Regions from separate parts of the Homo sapiens genome. Here region 2 is linked to region 1. Evidence: read pairs that join two places in POLR2A ChIA-PET (ENCODE). Cell type or tissue: endothelial cell of umbilical vein. All regions are shown on one strand. Links, peaks and the distances in the headings refer to the core of each region. The heading gives the core; the rest is flanking DNA. Region 1 overlaps ZEB1 (zinc finger E-box binding homeobox 1). Region 2 has its middle 7.2 kb from the start of LINC02644.

Evidence for each region. Peaks named below come from ENCODE experiments on the same cell type or tissue, not always from the same donor. Only the 100,000 strongest peaks of a DNase experiment are listed, where the experiment ranks them.
Region 2: POLR2A ChIA-PET joins it to region 1 with 5 read pairs; 2 of 35 experiments call an interaction of 5 or more read pairs at or near these places.

The regions. Positions count from the first base shown.
Region 1 is chr10:31,521,349-31,534,155 of GRCh38, reverse strand. ZEB1 (zinc finger E-box binding homeobox 1) reads right to left here. Exons shown (of 9, transcript NM_001174096.2): 7 at 12,220-12,807; 8 at 10,043-10,223; 9 at 4,352-7,484. The coding sequence ends at 6,892. Among named protein-coding and RNA genes, the nearest start is that of MACORIS, 180 kb to the left of the region's middle. In endothelial cell of umbilical vein, for the core only: no CTCF peak of the experiment used is centred there; no DNase peak of the experiment used is centred there; H3K27ac peaks cover 465 bases.
Region 2 is chr10:30,724,057-30,736,863 of GRCh38, reverse strand. No RefSeq gene overlaps it. Among named protein-coding and RNA genes, the nearest start is that of LINC02644, 7.2 kb to the right of the region's middle. In endothelial cell of umbilical vein, for the core only: no CTCF peak of the experiment used is centred there; no DNase peak of the experiment used is centred there.

The DNA of each region.
Region 1 (12,807 bases), core at 5,035-9,034:
TATTCATCAATTGATGGATTTGGGTTGTTTACATTTTTTGGCTATTATAAGTAGTGCTGCAATGAACATTCATATATAGGTTGTGTAGACGTGCTTTAAACGTCTCTTGGGTATATGCACATATGTTTTGCAAATATTTTCTCCCCATCTGTGTATCCCATTCTGATTTTCTTAACGGCATCTTCTTAACAGATTTACATTTTGATGAAGTCCAATCCAACAATTTTATGATTCATGCTTTTAGTGTCTTATCTAGGAAACCTTTGTCTAACTCAAGATCACAAAGAATTTATTTTCCTCTAGAGGTTTTATAATTTTAGCTCTTATATTTAGGTCTATAATCCATTTTGAAACAATTTTTGTATATGGTATGAGTTAAGAATCAAGTTCATATGGATATCGAATGTCATACAGATATCTAATATCAGCATTGCTTTTAGAAAGGACGATTGTGTCACCATTTATACCTTGAAACATTTGGCAAAAATCAATTGATTATATATATGTGGGTGTCTTTTCTACTATTATTTCTGTTTTCTTGATCTATGTGTCTATTCTCACACCCAATGCAACTTTGTCTTGATTACTGTAGCTTTATAAAAATGTCTCTAGAAATCAGGTAGTGTAAGTCCTCCAACTTTTTTTTTTCAAAATTGCTTTGCCTACTTGAAGTCCTTTGTATTTCCATGTAAGTGTAGAACCAGCCTGTCAATTTCTACAGATACGTTGCTGAGATTTTTAGTGCAATTGCACTGAGTCAATAAATCTTGGGGAGAATTGACATCTTAATGATATTGAGTCTTCTGATCCATGAACATAGAGTATCTCTCAATTTTCATTGCATCTTTAATTTCTTCCCAGCAACATTTTGTAGTTTTCAGTGTACAGGCTTTGCCCATATTTTATCAAATATAAGTATTTTATACTTTTGATATTTAAAACATTTCCATTCTTATTGCTAGATAGAATATGATTGACTTTTGCATAATGGCTGTGTATCTTATAACCTTACATTCACCTTTTCTAGTTTTTTGCAAATTCCTCTGTTTTCCATTCTTATCACTAGATAGTATATGATTGATTTTTGCATAATGGCTGTGTATCTTGTAACCTTACATTTACCTTTTCTAGTTTTTTGCAAATTCCTTGTTTTCTACACAGACAGCCACACTATCTGCAAATAAAGTTTTACTTATTTTTTCCCCAATGTGTATTTCTTTCATTTATTTTTGTCATGTTTCCCTGGGTGGGATCTCCAGTACAATGTTCAATAAAGGTGTGAGAGCAGATATTCTTGCCTTGTTCCTAATTTTAGGGGGAGAGCAGTAGATCCTACACACTGAGTATGATGTTAACTGTAGGTATTTTGTTGATGCTCTTTATTAGGTTGAGAAAACTCCCTTCAATTCCTGGATTGCTGAGAACATCTATGGCTTGGTGTTTAATTTTGTCAGATGCTTCTTCCACACCTATTGAGATGATTGTTTTTTCTTTTTATGCTATAAATATAGTGAATTACACTACAAACGGTCCCTGCCTTATGACGACTTGACTTTATATCTTTCATCTTTATGATGGTGCAAAAGCAATACACATTCAATAGCAACCATATTTTGATCAAAATATTTTTTGATTAACCATAATTCTGATTTTTTTGGGCCAGCAATATGCAGTACAATACTCTTGTGATGTTGCAAAGCAGCAGTGAGCCGCAGCTTCCACTCAGCCACATGATCATGAGGGTAAACGACTGATATGCCACAGTGTACTACGTTGCCAGCATTCAACACGTTCTTATAAAATAGGATTTGTGTGAAATGATTTTGCCCAACTGTGGGCTAATTAAGTGTTTTGAGCATGTTTAAGCTAGGTTAGGCTAGGCTATGATGTTCAGTAGGCATACTAAATGCATTTTTGACATGGTATTTTAAACTTATGATGGGTTTGTCGGGCTTTAACCCCTGGGAAGAAGCATCTGCAACTGATTTTTGAATGCTTAAAAAGCTTGCACTCCTAGGATAAATCTCACTTGGTCATGATCTATTTTCCTTTTGATATATGGTCCAAATTGATTTCCTAAATTTTGTTAAAAATTTTTGTATCCATGTTTATGAGCAACATCAATGTGTATGTAGATTTGTTTCTTGTAACGTTATTGACTGGTTTTGGTATTAGGTTAATGCTGGCTTTACAGGTGAAGTGGGAAGTGTGTTCTCCTCTTCAATTTTATAGATGAGTTTGTGTAGAATGGGTACAGTTATGTTCCTTACATGTTTGGTAGAATTCACCAGTGAATTTGTTTGGGCTGGGAATTTTCTTTTTGGGAAGATTTTTAACTAGAAATGTAATTTCCATTGATAATAGAAATTTAGGTTATCTATTTCTTCTTGAGTGGATGTTGGTAGTTTGAGTCAAGAAATATGTCATTTTCATCTAAGTTGCCAAATTTACTGGCATAAAGTTCATTAATATTTCCTTATTATTTCTTTATAGGCTCTGTAATGATGTGCCTCTCTCAGTCCTGGTATTAGTAATTTGTATCTCTTTTCTTCTTTCCTTGATCTATCCTGGTAGAGGTTTATCAATTTTACTAATCTTTAAAAAAATAGATTCTGATTTCATTGATTTACTCTATTTTGTTTTCTGTGCTATTGTTGTTATTTCCTCTTTCCTGCTTGGTTTCGGTTTAATTTTGTTTTGTTTCATTTCTTAAGATGGAAGCTTAGATAAGATTCAATCCTTTATTATTTTCTAATATAAGCATTTAATACTATACATTTTCTTATATTCATTGCTTTTGCTGCAAGCTACAAGTTTTGATATGTTGTATTTACCTTTAGCTCATATTTTATAATTTATTTTTAACCACATCTGGGCTAATGTGGTGTCAATTTTCCAATAATTTGGGGGATTTTTCAGATACATTTGATTTACTGATTTCTACTTTAATAAATTCTTTTGTAGTCAAATAAAATACTTTATTTGCAATTCTTTTAAATCTGAGAGTTGACTTATGGCCCATAATATGGTCCCTCTTCATGAATGTCCCATGTGTTAGGAAAAAAGTGTGTATTCTGCTACTGTTGAATAGAATGTGAGCTAGAGCAGAGGACAATGTTCACATATTGAACGTCCTAATATATTCTCCCATTGATAGGATGAGATGAAATCTGTTCTACATTTTCATGTCAACATAATCACTGCACTTTAATAGTATCCTTTTCAAGGTTCTTTTTAAGTTTGCACACAGATTTGAAAAATCTCATTCCCCATCCATTCTTTTCCACCAGGCTATGAAATGTATATTGCTCTTATATTTTCCATTCATATACTTCAAGGCGAAGATTGAGATACTGTAAACTATTCTCACATGAGATGTGATACAGGCTAGGTAAGAGCATGGATTTCGGGCTGAACATAGTGGCTAAAGCCTATAATCCCAGCACTTTGGGAGGCCAAGGCAGGAGGATTCCTCCAGCCGAGGAGTTCAAGACCAGCCTGGGAAACAGTGAGACTCCCTGACTCTCCAACAAAAACAAACAAACAAACAAACAAACAGCCAGGTGTGGTGGTGTATGCCTGTTGTCCTAGCTACTCAGGAGGCTGAGGTGGGAGAATCACTTGAGCCCAGGAGGTTTGAGGCTGCAGTGAGCCATGTTCACACCACCATACTTCAGCCCAGGCAATAGAGCAAGACCCTGCCTCAAAAAAATAAAAAAGAAGAAGCATGGATTTGGACTCAGATAAGCCTATGTTCATATCCTCATTCTGCTACTTAAGACGTATGTGTTCATGGGCACATTGTCTTTATTTGTATTTTTTATGAGGCTTTTGTGAACATTTTGATAGTAGTGAAATACCTGTGCATGGCATGAATAAATAATATATGGCCCTGCTATTATTTTTGTTGTATGTCATATGAGGGAATACTGGGAAAGGTCCATGTACGTTTTCTTTCTGAAAAGTTCTGGTAATGCCTAAATTCCTTTATTAGTCATTTATCCATACATATCAAGCACTGCCCTCATTGAACTTTATATTACATTGTGGATACCTCCTAAGAAGAGTATCTTATTCTTAGTTCCTAATCCTTTTCAGTCAGTCTGTTTATTGGTAGCTGCTCTCAGTGACAGGGGAAATCAGGCAACATGGTAACGAGCACCTACGAATATGGGGTCCTAGAAAGGGAAGTGAATTCTACAAAGGAGAGCTGACTAGGATCAGTCCTATCGCTCCTATTGGAGGTAGTCATGTCCACAAGCCAGCAATACCTGTGCCATATACCATGAGGTTAAGCACCAGGAAGACACCTAGAAATACACTTTCAAAAAATCAAAATAGTAAGGCAATAGAAAAAGAAGGCATAATTTATTGTGTCTATTATGACTAGTGTTTAATAAGACTTATAAGAAAATAATCAAATTATTAGATCATTTAACATATATTCTGGAATTAGAAGCAAAAAAAGTGAGAACATAGCTGAGCTCCATAAACATGCAAATTATATTTTTATTCAACAAATATCTGTTGTCCCAACTTATGCCAGGCACCCTGTTAGGCAGTGAGGAATGTGAGAGTGACTATGACAAATGTGGTTCCTGTTCCTAGTGGGGAAGGAATATAAATAATAGTATCAGAGGTATGATGACAGAAGTGCAGGAGCTGAGAGTCAGAAAGGCATCTAAACCCAGGCTTCCCTGAAATGACCTGAAGCATGAAATGCGGAGGATTAAGGATTTCAGGAAGAAGGAGCAACCTGTGAAGAGGTTTTGTCAACTCTGACCTCTCCAGAAACATTTAGCCACAAGAAAATCCATAATTTAGTGGAGAATGTCTAAAACATTTAGTGTTACCCAAATTCAGCTCAAGATGAATCAAATGCAGGATGACAATGTACCCCATTTCACAGTTTTCCAAAGAAAATACTGATAATGATGAAAAGAATGACAGCAGTTCAGGCTTGTTGATGCATTTTATTGTGAGATGGGAGTCTGGTAAAAAACTAGAAAATGACCATGATGTAACAAGGAACTTAAAAATGAAGAGTCAGATCTGTAACTTACATACATGAATACAGGAACAAATTGGCACAAAATGTTAAACATTGTTCCCAACACTGTTTATAGAAGTTAATCCTAATTTGGCTTACTAAGGAAATGAGAGTTGTATGGTTAGGCTGATTTCTTAATAAAACTGCAGAGCATCATGCTATTAGTCACACAGTGAATTTCAAAATTTAAGTTTTATATTAAAAACTGGGTAAAGGTAAAATGACTTGATTGTAGTTGTAAAACTAATACATTCCCATTTAAGTTCTGTTCTACAGTCCAAGGCAAGTATAAATGTTAACATAACACTGTTAAATCAAATCTCAATGCAGGAGAACCAATTGCATCTCTACTTTAAATCTTATCAACTTTCCAAATTTTCATACTAAAATATATTATTGTATTAATACAAACTACAGTATTATACACTACACTGTGTAATAAATAAAGAAATATAAAAATAAGACACATAAATATAAAAGTTTTCTAAAACTAAAAGTACATATGTCAGTAAGAAGGGTATTAATACTGCCAGGTTTGAAGACATACAGTACAAAAATGTTGCACAGATCTATAAACTAAAAGAAATAAAATAATACTGATAGGTAAAAATCAGCTAATGTTGTTAATAAATTGGGTCCATAATAACTAACATTTGGAAACAGTTATGAGCCAAATAACAATAGCATGTCCATGTCTGAAATGCAAGTACATGGATAAAGCAGATTAGAAAATTTCCCTTTCGTTTCTGTAGAGAAATTCTGAAAATCAATCAACATAAAATCAATACCGAGGAATTGAAGGATGAAATGTCCCAGTGTTTCAGTTTCTCTGACAGAGTCAGTGGTTTTAAGTTTTATTTGGGAATTTTGATACAAGAGACAAATCAACAAATGCTAGTTATTGTAGGCCACACATTGGATGAAGGCGGGTTAGAGCCTTGAAAATACTGAGAAATGGCACTTACAGCACACAGGTCTTGCTTAAGGCCAAAGGAGATACAAAGCTTCATGTCATATCCTTCATATGTTACCACATATTCAAACACAATCACAAACACTGATTCTGATGATTTTGCTGTCCTTATCAGATTAACATTGTTAGTCCCTGCAATCAGAACTCAATGGCAATCTTTTGAACTCCATTTTAAACCACGTGAGTAAGAAACTTCAGTTCTTCTATCAGCTGCTTTCTTAAGGCTAACAATACACTTTAAATGATAATACGCTCTACTAAGACATCTAAATATTAGAAATTACTACCTTCTAGACTGAATTTATAAAAGGTAGTTAGCACGGGTTGGAACTACATTATACTTCTCTGTGAAGGGAATTTTGTAGTGCAGAAGTTCTCACATTTTAAAAAACATAATAAAATACTGAAGCGGATTTAGCATATGTTTACCAATAAAAAATTATAAAATTTCTCCCAATTGTACAGCTTAAGAATAAACCAACATAAGAGTGATAATACTGATAAGATAAAACAATGCCAGATGCATATCTAATTAATCAGCTTCCTTTAACCTCTTGTATTGTTGCTCTCTGAGTCATTAAGGTTTTCTAATCTGCTGCATGTTACAAACTTGTTCCTAACTTTGAAAACTGCATGAAAAATTACTAGGTCTGAGGTTCAGGCACACCCGGATTTATTTTGTGTGTGTGTGTGTGTGTGTGTGTGTGTGTGTGTGTGTGTTTTGTATTTTGTATTTTTTTAGTTTTTACTTTACACAGTAGTGAACAGGAATCACAGCATACAGGTTACTGTGTTTCCATGAAAAGCAAGGATAATATTGAACGAAATTCATTATCAATTAGAATTTATTTTCCTTCTAGAAAAACGATTAGGCTTCATTTGTCTTTTCTTCAGACACTTGCTCACTACTCTCGCCTACTTTTTGTCCTAAGCTGCTTGCTTGACTTTCAGCCCTGTCATCCTTCATCAGACCTTCAGTTTTTGCTTCTTCTCCCTCATTCTCTGCCTCTTCTACCTCTTCTTCTTCCACTTCTTCCTCCTCCTCCTCCTCTTCCTCATCCCCTTGTGGTTTTTCACATTCTTTTTCTTCCTGCAATTCTTCCATCTCTTTATCCTCCTCCTCTTCCTCTTTTTCACTGTCTTCATCCTCTTCCCTTGTCAAACTCTCTCTCTCGTCCGAGTCGCCCTGTGAGGGAGACGCCCTGGCACCCACGTGCTCATTCGAGAGGATTTCAGGCCCTGCCTCTTCCTGCTCTGTGCTGTCACGTTCTTCCGCTTCTCTCTTACAGTAGGAGTAGCGATGATTCATGTGTTGAGAATAAGACCCAGAGTGTGAGAAGCGCTTTCCACATTTGTCACATTGATAGGGCTTTTCTCCAGAATGTAATCGCATGTGTTCAATCAAATGATGTTTGTGTTTAAATGCCTTTTTACAGATTCCACACTCATGAGGTCTTTTACCTGCAAAATAAGAATTCTGTTAAATAAAATGGTGGTATTCAGCAAATAAAATCCTTATACGGTTTTTGGGGTACTTCATGTTGTAGAAAGGGGAGGGTTATTAGTTTCATTTTTAAAACATTTCCAGGTCCCAAACTCTTTGTAATATAATATTGCAATTTGGTTTGTTCTTTACATTAAAAAACGTAGTGCTCTACACTCTGCTGTGCAGATGATTAGGTCAATGGGAGCTACATGACATTGAAATGCCAAAAATACAAGCATCATGACAGCGAGGTGGAAAATGGGCCAAGTGCAGCTGGGAGGAGATGTCTGGTAGTGAACGAGCACAGTGAGGGCAGACAGGGACAGACTTGCTGCTCACCTTGTGTTCATTATCACTACAAGGTCCCTTTTTAGTCATTTTGTTTTCCTAGTCACAAGCTCTGCTCCCAGTGAAATTTTAATGTTTACTATACACTTTTTATATACGATAAAACTCATAAATATACAGTATATATACTGAGCTTCTTTAGAAAACCACAGCCATTGTAGTATCTCAGACTTTTTTGCCCCCTAAGAAACAAGTTTTGGCCCGTGAGGGCAATATTGCCCCTCCTGAGAACGCATGGGCTACAGGAGTGTTGCTGCCCAGACATGAAAAGGACTGGCAACAACTGATCATAGTCAGGATCGATAATGTCCAATTTCAGAGCTATCAAGCAGTTAACACTAACAAATGCAGAAATGATTTTTAATTTTAGAAATAGTGTAGTTTTTCATATATATTTTTCACTTTGATATTTGCTAATATTTAACTTTGCCTGAAGAGGAAGGGGATTTTCTAACTCTTCTTAGATCTCTGAAAACCAGAGGACTGAGTTACAAGGGGCTGATTTTGAGAGGTGTGACTTTCTCTTATGTAACCAGTTTTTAGCTCCAAGAACCTTCCAAGTGTCACTGTATGAATCCACAGATTGAAGAAGGAAAAACAATTCTATCTTTTCTCACAAGAGTAAAAAATACACTGAAACAGTTAAGAATATGAAAGATAAATATGGATACTGTAGTCATAATGGCTGGTAGTGGGGGCAGGGAAGAGCAGGTAGGGGATTAAAGAGCTCAGGATAAACCCAGCCCCTTCTACAGCAACCCATGTTAGAGAGAGACACAGGAGTGTGCTGGAGCCAGTTTGTACTGGCTGGAGAGAGTCTACTGCTAAATTTTCAGGAATTCTGCAAGCTGACATCACATTCAAGCTCGAAATCCACCATGATGGGAGTATTTATGCCACAAAAAGCTGCAAACACTACAAATCAGGGCTTCCCCACCCTTCAGAGAACCAGGTGTTAAAATTTATCAGTACTTCACTGATGGAAGGAATGAAATAGGCCAGGAGTTGGCAACTATTTTCTGTAAAGGGTAGTGAGTATTAAAGGCTTTGCAGGCCAAATGGTCTCTGTAGTAGCTTCTCAATCCTGCCATTGTAGAACAGCATGAAAGCTGACATAGACAAAATGTAAATGAATAGGCGATGCTGTCTTCCAACTAATTTTATTTACGGATGCTGATATTTGACTTTCACATAATTTTCATCAGTCATAAATATTCTTTTCATCTTTTCCAATCATTTAAAAATGTAAAAACAAAATCAAAAACTACCATTCTTACCTCATAGAAAAACATGCGTATGCTCACATTTGGCCTGTGAGCTATAGTTTGCCATCCCTGAGTCAACCTAAGGAGGCATATTTTGTGGCAGAATTACAGGATCTCAGAATTACAGGATCTTAGAATCTTCTAGTCCAACCTCTTAGGCAGAACTTCTTACTTAAAACAAAAGATCTTGACTTGCCAGGACAGCTTGCCGCATGCTTATGAAGCAGCTTTTTCTTTTATGAAGCCAGATCCTGTCTCCCTATGACTTTAGCCCACTGGTCTCATATTTTTTATTAATGGGTACTATGTACTATGTTTTTATTAATATAGCATAAGCTTGCATTAAATGAATGCGGACAGAATAAATGCTGTGTCAGCTTAAAGGAAATAAGTCATGAAAAAAACAAAAAAACAGATGAAGCAAAAAACCAAAAGAAAGGCACAGACCTTAAGTACTAGGTAGAAGTGGGCAAACAGGTGAAAATGGCCAGATCAGATAAGTAAAAAATAAGAAAATTAATTCTGGGTCAAGCGTGGTGGCTCATGCCTGTAATACCAGCACTTTGGGAGGCCGAGGTGGGTAGATGGCTCGAGCTCATTAGTTCAAGACCAGCCTGGGCAACATGGCAAAACCCGTCTATATCAAAATTGGCCAGGTGTGGTGGTATGTGCCTATAGTCCCAGCTACTCAGGAGGCTGAGATGAAAGGATGGCTTGAGCCCGGGAGGCGGAGGTTGCAGTGAGCCGAGATTGAGATTGCGTGCCACTGCACTCCAGCCTGGGTGACTAGAGCCAGACCTTGTCTCAAAACAAAATAAAAAAAAAAAAAAAGAAAGAAAATTCTAAAACTTTAGTTTTTAATTTTGCATCTTCCAGTATATCATATCATGGACACTTTATGTTTGTGTTCACTGACATACCTGTGTGTTCATATTTATGTCTCAATAATGAACTACTCTTTTGGAATATCTTGTCACACAAATCACAAGCATACATTCCATTTTCTGTCTTCCGCATTTTCTTTTTGGGCGGTGTAGAATCAGAGTCATTCTGATCCTCTACATTTGATACTCCTTCTGAGCTAGTATCTTGTCTTTCATCCTAGAGGGAGAAAGGTGTGAGAAAATGTAATTTAACATTAAAAGATAAACAAGAGATATACATAAAAGCATGAGATAAAGAACTACTTTAACTTATACTTTTATACTTTCAAGGACTTGACCAAAGCAAGCACACTGATCTTCACTGCACATGTGCCCCAAGGGTGGGGCCAGATCACAGGTGGAGATGACAAAGACAAGAGTGAGGTTGGGGATAACACAGTCAAAACCATAGCAAAGACATATACTCAACTGGTACTGGAAAGAAAGCAAGGACACCGAAAAGAAAGCATGTAAAATATATAGTAACAGAGTTTACCTAGTTTCATGTGAATCATTACTTTACGAGAAATTTGCAGAAGGTTTTAACTTATTAGTTTGCTAATTAATCGCTCATTACTAACTGCATCTTTTGCCTTCATTTTTCTCATTCTGGGTTTCACTAAGCAAAAGCTAACATTCTATTTTTAAAACCTGGTCTTTCAATTGTATCCTCCAGAACTTCAGGGTTCTTTAACCTCCACGGTCTCCTTGAAAAGAGAGAGGTGTGCTCTACCACTTGTCTAAGGAGCAAGATGGAAAAACAATGCAGGAGGGTCTATCTTTTTAACAGAAATAATTGCTAATCAAAATGAACCTTTAGAAACTCCAGGCAGTCTCATGGAGATAATTTTGGGCAGCACGTTCTTATGTAAGCCAAATAACCCTGCAGGGAGCCTGTTGTGGAACTGGGTCCCCTAAGATCTTCCTACCTTATCTAGAGTGTTCCACGCCATTGCCTCAAACCCACACATTTTCTAAAAGTTGAAGGTTTTTCACAACATTTCTTATGGCTCTATGAGGCAAGAGAGGTGCAGCCATTTGTCCCTGTCATTTGTGAGTGGCCCTGGTGCTGAAGTAACTTGATTCTACTTTCACTGCTACTTGATCTAGTCACGTGACACGTGAGTCTATGAAATGCTAAGGATGGCTCTTTTTCTATTCAAAGGCATGCAAAGTGTTCTGTACACTAAAAATTTAGAGGAATTCAATGATCACGTAAGAACTTTTTTTCAAGAGTTATCACAATTACAGGAAACCCAATCAATAGCAATATTTAAGGGAAAACAAAAGCAGCAAATACAAGTTTGAGCAGGATATTGAAATTATTATACTTATAGAAAATATTTGCATAAAATATCAAATTTGTCTCTAGTATTCATTTGATTCCATCAGAAATTGATGGAAAAAATGGGAAAACATCAACATCAGTGACATGGAAAAAGTCTGGACAATGAGGCATACAATAGCTCTATCCAAAACTATTGTGGATTTTGGGGTAAGACCAGTTCAAGGGTTCTTCCTGGACAGAATAAACACTGTTGTGGTAAACACTGTGATAGTTAAGGAGGAAAATGCATATGTATTTTTAGGTTCACAGCCACACTTCCTCATATACATTATGACTGAACACTGTTTATGCACAGTTCATAAAATGATCAGTAAATTCACAAGATGCGTTCTTTGTATACTTCATTCCTGTTTATTTAATTAAAACCTTTTATAAACAGATGTATTAGTATATAAAAGTGATAGATAAGTTTGCCTGGTATGAACCTGTGAATGGGAACATATTTTCATTAATTAATGACCATAATCAAGGCAGAAACTATTACTAATTTTAGGAATTTAGCTATAAAAACAGAAACCCAATTAGCGAGTATTTCAATTTTGTTTTTTGATTTCTAACTTCAAACAGGTTTTTAGCTGGGACTTAAAAATCATCTTTCAGTAGAATAGCATTTCAAACTTTAAGCTGGTAACAATACCCTGGATTAGCAAACAACCAACTGAAGACATCATGCCAGAAAAGTTAAAGCAAACATTGATCCTTTTAAAAATGACAGTTTGTAATAATCTAGTTGGCTCTACGGGACTGATATTTATTAGACAAAGTTAATTGAAATTAGTCAAATAGCATATTACTAGCCAGGTTCAGGATGGAGGTTATTTTTTACCTGATTTCCATTTGGCTGGATCACTTTCAAGGGTGGTTCTTGGACTGCAGGGCTGACCGTAGTTGAGTAGGTGTATGCCACCTGGGGAATCAGAATCGTTTGCTTATTGGCAGCTAGCGCTCTTAAGCATGGAACACTGTTCTGGTCAGCAATGGCCACGATTGTGGGTAACTGGGCAGTGACTGTAGGTATAGCGATATTTATGGGGTTGGCACTTGGTGGGATTACATTTACAACTGGTTCTGAGTCTGTAACACAACTGTCCTTTTGTGGCTCCTTTTTTGCGCAAGACAAGTTCAAGGGTTCTTCCTGGACAGAATAAACACTGTTCTGGTAAACACTAGTGATAGTTGACCTTTCTAATAATTCTCCCTGTTGCTTTGGTAGTGAAAGATCAAGAGGTTCTACTTGTGGCTCTTCTTGTGCACCCTCAGCTGTGTACAAGTAACCCTGTGTATTTCTGGATGAGGAAAGGTTTAGAGGTGATGGGGATGGTGTACTACTTCTGGAACCATTGGTGGTTGATCCCACTGGTAAAACTGGGGAGTTAGTCATCTTCAAAGGACTTTGTAGATTTACTGTGCTGTC
Region 2 (12,807 bases), core at 3,834-7,833, 800 kb after region 1:
CACTGCCCACAGGAGTGCAGGGCTCTAAGAAGAGCTTTATAACAAACACGGTTGCCAGGCGTGGTGGCTCATGCCTGTAATCCCAGCACTTTGGGAAGCCAAGGTGGGCGGATCACCTAAGGCCGGGAGTTTGAGACCAGCCTGACCAACATGGAGAAACCCCATCTCTACTAAAATTACAAAATTAGCCGGGCGTGGGGGCACATGCCTGTAATCCTAGCTACTTGGAAGGCTGAGGCAGGAGAATCACTTGAACCCGGGAGGCGGAGGTTGCGGTGAGCTGAGATTGTACCCTTGCGCTCCAGCCTGGGCAACAAGAGAGAGACTCCGTCTCAAAACAAAAACAAACAAAAACAAAAAGACAAGACAAAACAAATAAAAAAACATGGTTAGCAATGGACTGCACTCTTGCCATGTGCCAGACGCCGGGGTAAGTGCCCTCCACATATCATCTCATTTAATCCGCATAGCCGCCCCACACAGTAGGTGCCACGGTGATTCTCATTTTATCAAGGAGGAAACTAGCGCTTAAGATGATCAGATGCTTTCCCCAAAGCCGTATAGTCAGCAGACGGTGGCTGGTGGAGCTGGCTGAGGCCACTGACTCCACACACCCCTGCTCAGCCTGTCTCATGGAATGTCGCTGGGACGGGCAGATGGCTCCTATAGCCCTTCCAGTGCACTCCTGGCTGGTCCTAGGCTGAGGCTGGGCAGTCTTTTAAATTTATGTATATATTTTAAAATTTATTATTTATTTATTTATTTATTTGAGATGGAGTCTCACTCTGTTGCCTAGGCTAGAGGGCAGTGGCGTGATCTCAGCTCACTGCAACCTCCGCCTCCTGGGTTCAAGCAATTCTCCTGCCTCAGCCTCCCAAGTAGCTGAGACTACAAGCACGCACCACCATGCCTGGTTAATTTTTGTATTTTTAGTAGAGACAGGGTTTCACTATGTCGGCCAGGCTGGTCTCGAACTCCGGACCTCATGATCTGTTTGCCTTGGCCTCCAAAAGTGCTGGGATTACAGGGTGAGCCACCGCACCCGGCTTTATTTATTATTTATTTATATGCAGGATCTCACTCTGTCACTCAGGAAAGAGTACAGCGGTGCAATCTCAGCTCCCTGCAGCCTTGACCTCCTGGGCTCAAGCGATCCTCCCTCCCACCTCAGCCTCCTGAGTAGCTGGGACTACCGGTGTGCACCACTACACTTGGCTAATTTTTAAGTAATTTGTCATAGAGATGGATCTTGCTATGTCGCCCAGGCTGGTCTTGAACTCCTGGGTTCGAGCGATTCTCCCACCTCAGTCCTCCCAAAGTGTTGGGATTACAGACATGAGCCACCATGCCCAGCCTAGGCAGATTTCTTGGCTTGCAGCTTTCTAAGAATGTTCAAGATTTGCCCCATGCAGAATCACATGATTGAAAGTTACTCGTTTGCCTGTGCTGCTAATCCCATGTAGAAGACCACCTTCGAGTGCCTGCACCTGTTTGCTCCCAAGCTCCGTGTCTGCCATGTGAGACATCTGTCACTGTCACACCAGGCTCCAAGTGGACTCAGCATTTCCATTCCAGCTCCTGGGTCCCAGACAGCGTTTTCTAAACAGAAGAGCCCGTCTTCCTCTCATACCCACTGAAGGGAGAATGGAGAAGAGGGCGGGGTTCTGCTTGCAGGGCCCTTTGCACTTCAAATATTTTACAGGAAGGGGATTGCAGATGCACCCTCTGCCAAGGAAGCTTTGAGGGCCAGCATCACATAGCCCTGTGGTGAATGAGAGCTGGCAGGGTGACAGTCTGCGAGGAAGGAAGGATGGAGCTCCGACCCCTTTGCTTTCTGAAACTCCTGCTGAGAGAGTTGGCTCCACAGCCCTGGTAGGGCTCGGGTAGCTGCTGTGGCTGAATCAGTCCTCTGTTATCACCCGCTCGGTGCCATGAAGTGGAAAAGCAGTCTCTGCCCTCCTCGTTCCTCCAATAAGCCCATCCTAATCACCCTTATCATGCTCCTTCCACACCCTGAGAAAAAATGGCCTCGCAGCAGACGTTTGAAGGCACCGGGACTGGAAAAGTCTTTCAAATGGCACCTGATTTGGCTACATGCCTGCAGACAGGTGAAAGTTAGTGCCCCCATTTCACAGGTGAGGCCACTGAGGTTCAGAGAAGTCAATCAATGATGTGATCATGCTCACACATCCCAGCAGTGACCAAATATGTAACGTTCATACACTGTGGAATAGAAACCCACTGATTATCAAATGTCTTTTATTTTATTGTGATTCTTACTTTTTCTTTTTGAGACAGAGTCTCACTCTGTCACCCAGGCTGGAGTGCAGTGGTATGATTATAACTCACTGCTGCCCTGAACTCTGGGGCTCAAGCGATCCTCCCACCTTGGCCTCCTGAGTAGCTGGGACCACAGGTATGCAGCACTACTCCTGGCTAATTTTTGTAGAGATGGAGGGAAGTTCTCACTATGTTGCCAGGCTGGTCTTGAACTCCTGGCCTCAATGATTCTCCCACCTGGGCCTCTCAAACAGCTGAGATTACAGGCATGAGCCACCATGCCTTGCCCCAGATGTCTTTTCTTTCTTTCTTTTCTTTTCTTTTTTCTTTTTTTTTTTAAGGCAGAGTCTCCCTCTGTTGCCTAGGCTGGAGTACAGTGGCGCGATCTTGGCTCACTGCAACCTCCGCCTCCCAGGTCCAAGGAATTCTCATGCCTCAGCCTCCTGAGTAGCTGGGACTATAGGTGTGCACTAGGATGCCTGGCTAATTATTGTAGTTTTAGTAGAGACAGGGTTTCACCATGTTGGCTAGGCTGGTATCGAACTCCTGGCCTCAAGTGATCAGCCCCCCCTCAGCCTCCCAAAGTGTTGGGATTACAGGTGTCAGCTACTGTGCCCAGCCCCAAATGTCTTTTTAAAAATAGCATAATTTTTATAATTAGAAAAGTAGTACATTCCCATTTTAGAAACTGTAGAAAGAATACAAAGAAAGGAAAATAAAAACTGTGATAACTATATGTGTTTTGTGGTATATCATGCCAAACTTTTCATAAATATTTTCTTAGCTGGTTAGTTCCAATTTTCTGTTATTATAAACAATGCTGGGATTAACATTTTGGGAGTAGAGCTTTTTCTGTATTTTGTGAACTTCCATAATCTAGATTTTCCAGAAGTGGAATTACTGGGGCAAATGACATAAGCATTTCCAGTTCTCATGGCGGATGCTGTCTAATTGCTTTTCAGAGGAGTCAATGCCTTCGACACCCCCACTAACAGTGCCTGTTCACCCCACCTTCTACCATCTGAGTGCAAATTAGCTGAGTGTAGTGGTGCATACCTGTAGTCCCAGCTACTCAAGAGGCTGAGGTGAGAGGATTGCTGGAGCCCAGGAGTCGTCGAGGCTGCAGTGAACACTCTATCCTGGGTGACAGAGCAAGATCCTGTCTCAAACAACAACAACAACAAAAAAATAAATAATTTAAAAAGCCTGCCCAGGGTGGTGTTTGGCATAATAGACAAAAAACACATATAGTTATCAAAAGCGTGTTTACAAAGATCTCTTAATTACCAGAGAAAATGCTTATAATGTTAAGTGAGAAAAGTCAGCTACAGAAATTTTTATGCAAAGGAACAAAATTCTGTGAAAATATATGCATGAAGATTATATAATATACTCAAGTGTTGACATTAGGTTCTCTCCAGGTGATGAAATTAATAAACTTAATAAAATGATTGAAGTCCATCAACATCTTCCATTATGGTTTCCTCTATGATGTCTATCTTTGTTAGTCACTTAATTGTTAATAGCTAATTTATCGAGTGTTTCCTCCACACCAGACTCTGCTAAGCACTCCTGTCCCTGGGTTCCCCGCCACCAGTCCTGAATGCCAGGGGTAAGTTTGGGGGCAGGCCTGGGCCACTCTTCCTGAAGTGATCTTCATTCCTGGTTCTGGGCGAGGAACCCCTGAGGAACTTCCCACTTGGCTGCACGACAGTGAAGTCAAGGGGTAAACCTGCCAGGGCCAAACCAGCGAAACCAGCATGCAACCTTCTTTTCTGCCAAAAGCCTCCAACTCCACAAAGGGTTGAACTCTGTGGTGGGCCAAGCTCCCAGTGCGAGATTAAGAGAGAATAAAACATCATTCTTTCCCTCAAAACCTTACCAACTAGTTGAGGGATGGCAGTAAATAGATGACTGTTCTATAAAGTGGAATGCAGGAAGGGCCATAGCAGATGTGAGATTGGAGGACCTTGGGCACTCAGAGTGGGATGTGACAGCTGAAGGGCTCCATGGAGGAGGCACAACTTAACCTCCCCAAAGGGCGAGGAGATGGCAGGAGGGGACCCCAGGCAGAAGGCCTAGGGCAGCCCAAAGGATGGAAGGTGTTGGAGGAGCCATGAGACATTCCAGTGGGAATGAGGAAGGTGGGTCTGAAGGGCAGTGTTTGCCAAGCTCAGGGTCTGCCCTTGGTGTGGGCTGTGGAACCGGAGGTTGTGTCCACTGTTCAGAGGGGGATGATGACAAAAGCCCATGGGGTTAGAGAGGGATCTCAACTTCAGGTGAGCAGTGAAGAGGCTTGAACTAGGGAGATGGATGTGAGAATGGAAGCCAAATGACAGATTTGAGTTAACAGAGATGGAATTGACACTACTAGATGATGGAGTGATGGAATCGTTCCTGGTAGCTTGACTCCCCACCTCCTCTTTCCTTGGCCCCCAGGTCAGCCAGGCACAGTCCCACTGGTTCCACCTCTGTAACATGTCCTGAGGTCATCGGTTCCCTCCAGCTCCAAGGCCACCACCCCATCACGGCTTGTCCGCTTCACTACATTCACCTCCAACCGACCTCCCAGCTTCCCTCATGGCCACTCTAACATCTCCTCCTCACTGTGGCCAGGATCAGGGGGTCCTTGTGATTTGTCATCTGAATGAAGACACTTTTGTAAGTGGAAGGGGCATGGAAGATAATGACAGCAGGCAAAAGACATAAACCAGGACTGTCCTGAGCAAACATGGACACATGGACTCCCCAGCCAGAAGAATCATCCACAAACCTAAGTTACACCACATATCATTCCCCTGCTTAATGGCTTCCCTTTGCGGTTAGAACAAAGCCCTGCATGTGCTCACCCAAAGTCCCTTTCCCAATCTCACCTTCTTCTCCCTCTTGCATCCTTTCCCCTGTGCTCTGGCCCCACAGTCCTTCTTTCAGCTCCAAGAACTTCCACTTGCCAATCCTGCTGCCTCTATGCCCTCCCCCGATTCAGGTCTCCTCCACATGGTGTCTCCCCAGACAGGCTTCCATGACCTTGATGATGACTCCCTCCTCTCCCTAGTCCATTCTCTGACACTCATCACTGTCTGAAAGTAAGTTATTTATGGACCTCTGTTTGAAGCTCCAACATGCAAAGAGCTTGGGAGTCATCACTCTTGTCCTTACAAGAAAGAGCTGAACAAACAGAAAATCGATGACTTTTTGGAAGGACCCATTGGAGAACTGAGCTTGCAGGGCAAACTACCATCCTGAAATCTTGAAAGACAGATAAATCCAGAGTCAGAGCCAAGATCTACTGACCTAGAACAGAAACCACTGGACTCATAAACTGGTAGAAACACTTAAGTGATTATCTTAATGAATCTGGAGGCTGAGTGTGGAGTAGTGTGAGAATGACAAACTCCTAGGGAGTGCAGTCTTGATGGGGCCCCTCACACTTTTTTGGGCTTTACCTCCAGAAACCCTACCAAGTTCTCATGGTGAAGATCCAAGATGGCATCTTGGATGGAAGAGTAATTCTTGTGAAATATACCTAGAGCGTTCTCCAGAACAAAGGCCTACCCTTTGGGGAAAAGGCTTCACCCGAGCCTTGTTCCAAAGCCATGGGGGAAGGACAACCCTCTCACCCCACACCCCTCTGGCTTCCCTGCCTTACCTAAGGTGGGTGGAGGTATATGCAAGAAGAAACACTTGGGTGTCACAGGCTAGGGTCACAGGCCCACTAAAAGCCTGAGATTTAATTGGAAGATTATAGAACTCTTCCCACTCCCCTACATATTACCACCACACCAACAGGCCTGCATATAATTATAGTAAATTACAGCTGAAAGAGCTTTGAGACAGAGACTCTCTTTGAGGAGGAGTATGTAGGGAATCCTGAGGTTAAAAGGGGAGAGAAAAAACACAAACAAGGACATTGGTGGAATTAAAAGGCTCTGGCACCTTTAGTTTTTACAGAAAACACTAAACAAAAAGACCAACTTCTAGCCAGATTCTCATAAATCCTTACATAAGAGGTCTATTTACCTCAGTTCCCATTACCTAATACAACTTGTCCAGCTTTCAACAAAAACGTACAAGTTCCACCAAAATCAAGAAAGAAGTCATAAGAGAGAAAGCAATGATCTAAACCAGACTCAGCTATAACACAGATGTTAAAAATTATCAAGCAGGACACTTAAAGTAACTACGATTAATGTGTTAAGGTCTCTAATGGAAAAAGTAGACAACATGCAAGAATACATGGGTAATGTAAGCAGAGAGATGGAAAACAGAGAGATAAAACCAAAAAGGAAATGCTAGAAATTAAAAAAAAATAATAACAAATGAAGAATGCCTGTGATGGGTTCATCAGTGGAATCAACATGGCTGAGGAAAGAATCAGTGAGCTGAGAATGTTGAAAGAAAATTCACAAACAGAAATATTACAACAACAATAAAAAAAACAACAAAAAATACAATGTCCAAGAACTGTGGGGCAATTACAAAAGCTGTAACATGCACAGAGTCGGAATACAAGAAAGAGAAGAGAAAGAGAATGGAGCAGAACAAATATTTGAAGTAATAATGGCAGTGGGCCTTCTAATATTAATGACGTATACCAAACCACAGATCCAGAAAGTTCAGTGAAATTAAATTAGCTACCTTTGTGTTTGTTGCCTAATTTCAGTTTTAGTACCCTCCAATCCATTTTCCACCCTTCATGAGTGATCTTTATCAACACAAATATCGATTTTATTTCTAATTTCAGACACTTCAATGGCTCCTTATTGCCTTAAGGATAAAAATCCAAATTCCCCAGCATGGCAAAAGAGAAATAGTTCACTATGTAATCCACTGTCCTGGCCAGTCTCAATGCCTGCTTCAGTCTCAAGACTGGTTCGTCTCTGCCCTCAGCTGTTTGGAATTATTAGCAGTTCTATGGAGGGGCCATCAAAAGCCTTTGGGATCTGTGAGGCACAGTGGCTCAGGCCTGTAATCCCAGTGCTTTGAGAGGCTGAGGAGGGAGGATGGCTTGAGCTCAGGAGTTCAAGACCAACGTGGGCAGCATAGCAAGACTCTGTATCTACAATAAAAAAAAAAAAAAAAAGACTGGGCATGATGGCTCATACCTGTAATCCCAGCACTTTGGGAGGCTGAGGTGGAAGAATCACTTGAGTCCAGAAGTTTGAGACCAGCCTGGGCAACACAGCAAGATCCCATATCTAAAAACAAACAAACACACAAAAAAACTTAAAAAAAAATTTCGGGCATGGTGGTATGTGCATACCTGTGGTCCCAGAACTTGGGAGGTTGAAGTGGGAGAATAGTTTCAGCCTGGGAAGTTGAGACTGCAGTGAGCTGTGATTGCACCACTGCACTCCAGCCTGGGCAACAGAGTGAGACTGTCTTAAAAATAATAATAATAATAATAATAATAATAATAATTTTAAAATTAGCTTGGAATGGTGGTGCATGCCTGTAGTCCCAGCTACTCAGAAGGCTGAGGCAGGAAGATCACTTGAGCCTGGGAATTTGAGGCTGCAGTAAGCCATAATTTCGTCACACCTGGGTGACAGAGCAAGACCGTGTCTCAAAAAAGAAAAAAAAAAGCACCTTTGTGCTGTTTTCTCCTGCTTTCTTCTGCTCATTCCTCGCCTTTCCTTTGTCACACAATATTTTAACTGGCTATTTATTTATATCCCTCTCCTGACAGAATGTAACTACCCAAGAGAAGTGTTAATTATTTACAACTTGGAAGTGAGGCATAAAGATGATTACATGCCTATACTTGTGCATTATCCAACACGCCTGCCTACAGGTACCTGACTCTCTAGGGAATATTGTCTTTTCTGATTTACAGTTTACTATTGATCAGGCGTAGACTCTAAAGTTCCATGTTAACTTATAGAAAACTGATAAACTATAGATGATTTTTGTCCAGTAGAGGTGTAAAGGATTTCTGGCGAGTAGAAAATCATAACTGTGTGTGTTACAGTTTTATTACCTTGTAGGATATTAACCAATTTTGAATGTTGTTTTAAAATTGTATTCCATCATCCGTCTACTGTCTCCATCTATATACATAAGTATCTACGCGTCTGTGTATGTGTATATTTTCCCTGGCTTTTTCAGAACTAATGTTACTATTCTGTCAGCTCCATCATTATCGATTTACTGATTTAAATAAGTCATTGGCACAGGCCAGGGCAGCTGAGGAAGTGGGATTGCTCAGCAAACTTTAAGCGAGAGCCTGTCTCAAGGAGTGTGGTCCAGTCAGCAGCTTCTAGGTGCAGTGCCTTCTGGAATCACCATACCAGGGGTCCCCAACTCCCAGGCCCTTGACTGGTACTGATCCATGGCCTTTTAGGAACTAGGCCACACAGCAGGAGGTGAGTGGCTGGCCAACAAGCAAGCAGTACCACCTCAGCTCCACCTCCTGTCAGATCAGCCACAGCATTAGATTCTCATAGGAGCACGAACCCCATTGTGAACTGTGCACGTGAGGGATCTAGGCTGCACAGTGCTTATGAGAATCTAATGCCTGATGATATGAGATGAAAGTTTCATGAAACCACTCCTGACCCTCTCCCCATCCATGGAAAAATTGTCTTCCACAAAACCTATCCCTGGTGCCAAAAAGGTTGGGGACTGCTGCACTACACCTTTCGTGCCAAGGTCAGGCCCAGCCAGTGACAGAGTCCAGAGGGTCCTGGGCCTGGCCATTTCTGACCACTTCCTCCAAGGGATGACTGCTGGGGCTCCTTGGGGGCTGGTCAGACCTCCTCAGAGTTGTCCCTCACTCAGAGGCTCTTTCCTCCCCATTCTCCTTCCTTCCTCTCTCCTTTGCTGGACACTGCCAGTGAGGCCCTGAGGCTGAGTTACTCCCCAGGCCAGGTGTGGGTGGAGGAGGGCAGTTGTGGTCACAGGCTGAGTGGGAAAGGAGCCGGTTTCTTCAGGCCCTTGGAAAATCAGGGAGGAACTGGTATGCTAATTCAGTAATTCTCCCATAGCCTTGACAGGTACAAAATCTCTGAAAACCGGTATTTAAAATTATATTTCTAATCATGCCATTTTCTCTGCTTGGCAATTCAGGAAGTTGAATAGATGATTATGAATCATCCGCAAGTGTGGCTAATTAAATATTTGATCAATAGAATTTAGTGCTTTTCATCTGCAGAGAGTTTTCCTGACATTAACTAATTGAGCCAAAGAAAGGTATCACCTTCATTCTATAGATGGCAAAGCTGGCAAAGGGAAGAGGTTTAAAGAAGCCAGCAAAATAAAAAAATAAAAAATTAATGAGCGAGTGCATGCGGGGGGAGGGAAGCCTGGCTAAGAGGAACTGTGGTCTGCAGACTCCCACTTTGGGCACGTTCATGTCACTGCACAATTTATCACTGCTTGCATCAGGGCAATGCGAACATTCCCAGGTCAGCCCATCGTAGAGTTCAGGTTCCTTGAACTGGAAACAAATGAGCCGGACGGAGCTGGAGTTGGCCCCTGGGGTCTTTAGGGGAAGGTCTTGGCCCAGTTCTGTGCCTAAGAGCAGAGGCTTCCTCTGCAGATCCTAGGACTGTGAAGCCGGAGGCGGCGCTGGAGTTGGAGCCTTGGCTTCTGCGTTGAGCAACAGCGCCACCTGCTGGCCACAGCCTTCCGTCTGCGCGGCTGCCCCTCGCCAGATGCAAAGGTATCTCCTTTGTCGCTTCCGTATTTCCTTCCCTGGCCAGTCCCTGCATTTCCTTTCCTGGCTTCTCCAGCTGGAGGGAGGCAGCTGACAGCTTATATCAAACCTGATAGAAATCTGTTAGAGAGACATTCGGATATTAACAGCAAACACCTCCCCCTAACCCTATCACCCCTGGATAAAATTAGTGTTCATGAGGAAAGGTCTCATTCCCAGGCAGGTCTCGTTCCTCAGCTTCCACTGGAATGGGTCTCTTACCAGCGATGGGAGGATGAGGAAGAACTGAATGTTGAAGACCCTCCTCAGTAAAGGGCATAGCGGGTGCCTCTCGGGGCTGCCTGCGAGGATGTGATGAAATCATGCAGAGAAAGCAGCCTGTTCGGGCGGGGCCTGCGATTCCTCTCCCGCCCTTACCTAAGGCCCTCCCTAAAGCAGGAGGTGACCTTGGGCCTCAGTTTACCTCCATTATTCAACAACAATCAGGTACAGGGGAATGCGGACCACCACATCTGGGTGCCGTCCTTAAAGAGCCTTGCCCCACCCAGCTCTGTTATCTTAGCCGAGTCCCGTAACTTTTGTATGCCTTGGTCTTTTGTTTATGACATGACCAATCTATCTCCCAGGGCCATTCAAAGATTTTTTAAGAGTCAAAATCTAAAAAAAAATTTAATATAGCAAGATTCCAAAACTTTCCATATTTCCAATGCAACAGAACAATTTCGTTTTCCTGAGCAGCTTATAAAATCAGAGCAGCATTTGATAGAGCTGCCTCATGGTCACTGAGGTCTACCAAAAAATGGCACTACTGGGTAGGAAACCCAAGTCCGCCATTTTCCAAGTGCCATGTTGTTTGCTGGAGATTTCAGAAATATCTTTATATGAAGATCAGATGAGAGGAGGATGTAATAGAGTCAGCACCTGTAATGGTTTCAACATCAAGGTCCAAGATGGAAGTGCTAGCGCAGGGCGCAGGATACTATGAAACCAGGCAGCCCTGGAAACACCCCGGGTCCCATGAGAAAGGGACGCACTAGGCCTGGGGATCCTGAGGACCAGAGGAGTCAGTCGCAGGTGCTGTTGCCGGGTCATCCCCACATCTGAAGAGCCCCTTAGCCGGATTCCCCTGGCCCGCCCATGTCCAAGTTCACTTTCCTTCTGTGCACCCTCACCTCAGCCTCGAGGCCCTACTTGCTATGTCCTTATCCTGCCTGTGCCACACGTGGGAGACTGGGTGTGCCTCTCCTCTCCCTCTCCTCCTTCCAGATCTTCTCTTTGGAACTGATGGCTGAAGGACTGATGTCCAGTTGCAGTGAGAAATCCTGCCAGTCCTTTCAGGCCGACTCAGAGGACACCTCCTCCCAGAAGCCACCCTGATCCCTTCCCCTCCCTCCCACCTCCAGCCAGAAGTCCCTCCTGTGGACACGATTCGTTTCCTTGGGCTGTTATGACAAAGTACCACAAACTGGAGTGCTTAAACAACAGAACCTTTATTGTCTCACAGCTCTGGAGGGCGGAAGTCTGAGATCAAGGTGTGGGCAGGGTTGGTTTCTTCTGAGGCCTCTCTTCTGGGCTTGTAGAGGGCCGTCTTCTCCCCGTGCATCTGCACACGGTCTTCCCTCTGTGCATGCCTGCCGCCACTTCCCAATTTCCCCTTCATATAAAGACACTAGTCAGATTGGATTAGGCCTACCCTGAAAACCTCATTTAACTTAATGACTCAAGTATCTCCAAATAAGGTCACATTCTGCGGTACTAGGGGTTAGGACTCCAATCTTTTTGGGGGAGTAGGTGAAGGGGAAAGAGTGGGGCACAATTCCATGCAGAACAGGTTCTTGTTGCATTGCTATTATTATTATTTTTAGAGACAAGGTCTCACTGTATCACCCAGGCTGGAGTGCAGTGGTGCAATAATAGTTCACTGCAGTCTTGAACTCCTGGGCTCAAGTGATCCTCCCACCTCAGTCTCCCAAGTAGCTGGGACTACAGGTGCACCCACCATGATTGACTAACTTTTAAATATTTTTATAGAGATGGGGTCTCACTATGTTGCCCAGGCTGGTCTCAAACTTCTGGGCTCAAGCCATCCTCTTGCCTCAGCTTCCCAGTGTGCTGGGAGTACCGTGTGAGCCACCATGCCTGGCCCTGCATCATTATTTATGCTTCTTGGTGAATTATCATTATTTTTGTGTCCCAGGGAATGCAGATCCCTTGGGGCATCAGAGCCTAGATATAAGATATATTTGCGTTCTGTTGACCCTTAAGCTAAGTACCCACTCAAGAAATAATTGAATGAACAAGTAGTAAATACAAGTATTCATGAATGAATGTGGACCACTGCAAATAATGAGAGGTCTGGAATGTGCAACATGTTACTAGAAATAGACTTCAGCAGATGCTGTGGCTGTCGTGATAACCGTATGTGAATCTGTGGAAAGACTCCATCCAACCAAAAAAAAAAATCTTTCCCACTGGGACCTCAAATACCGTTGGCAAATGACGCTCCCTGCCGGATCTTTGCAGTTCCTGATTTTAATAATGGAATGGCCTCCTTCAGGAAGGAAGCATGGAGGGTGAGCGGGGAGGATGAAAGGAAGTCATAAGGACAGGTAGGGTCCTGCTGCATCGTCGTCTTTTAGGACAGGCTCTGACACTAACCAAGTCCTGCAATCCCAAATGCACTCTTTCCCCGTTTGCTGTCTTCCATCTGCAGAAACCGCTACTAAACATTAGGCTTGTTTTATTTTTCTTTGCTTCCATACAGGCTCTTGGTCAGTCATTGCTCAATATTTCTTTTTTTTTTTTTTTTTTTTTTTTTTTGAGACACGGTCTCACTTTGTCATCCAGGCTGGAGTGCAGTGGTGCAATCA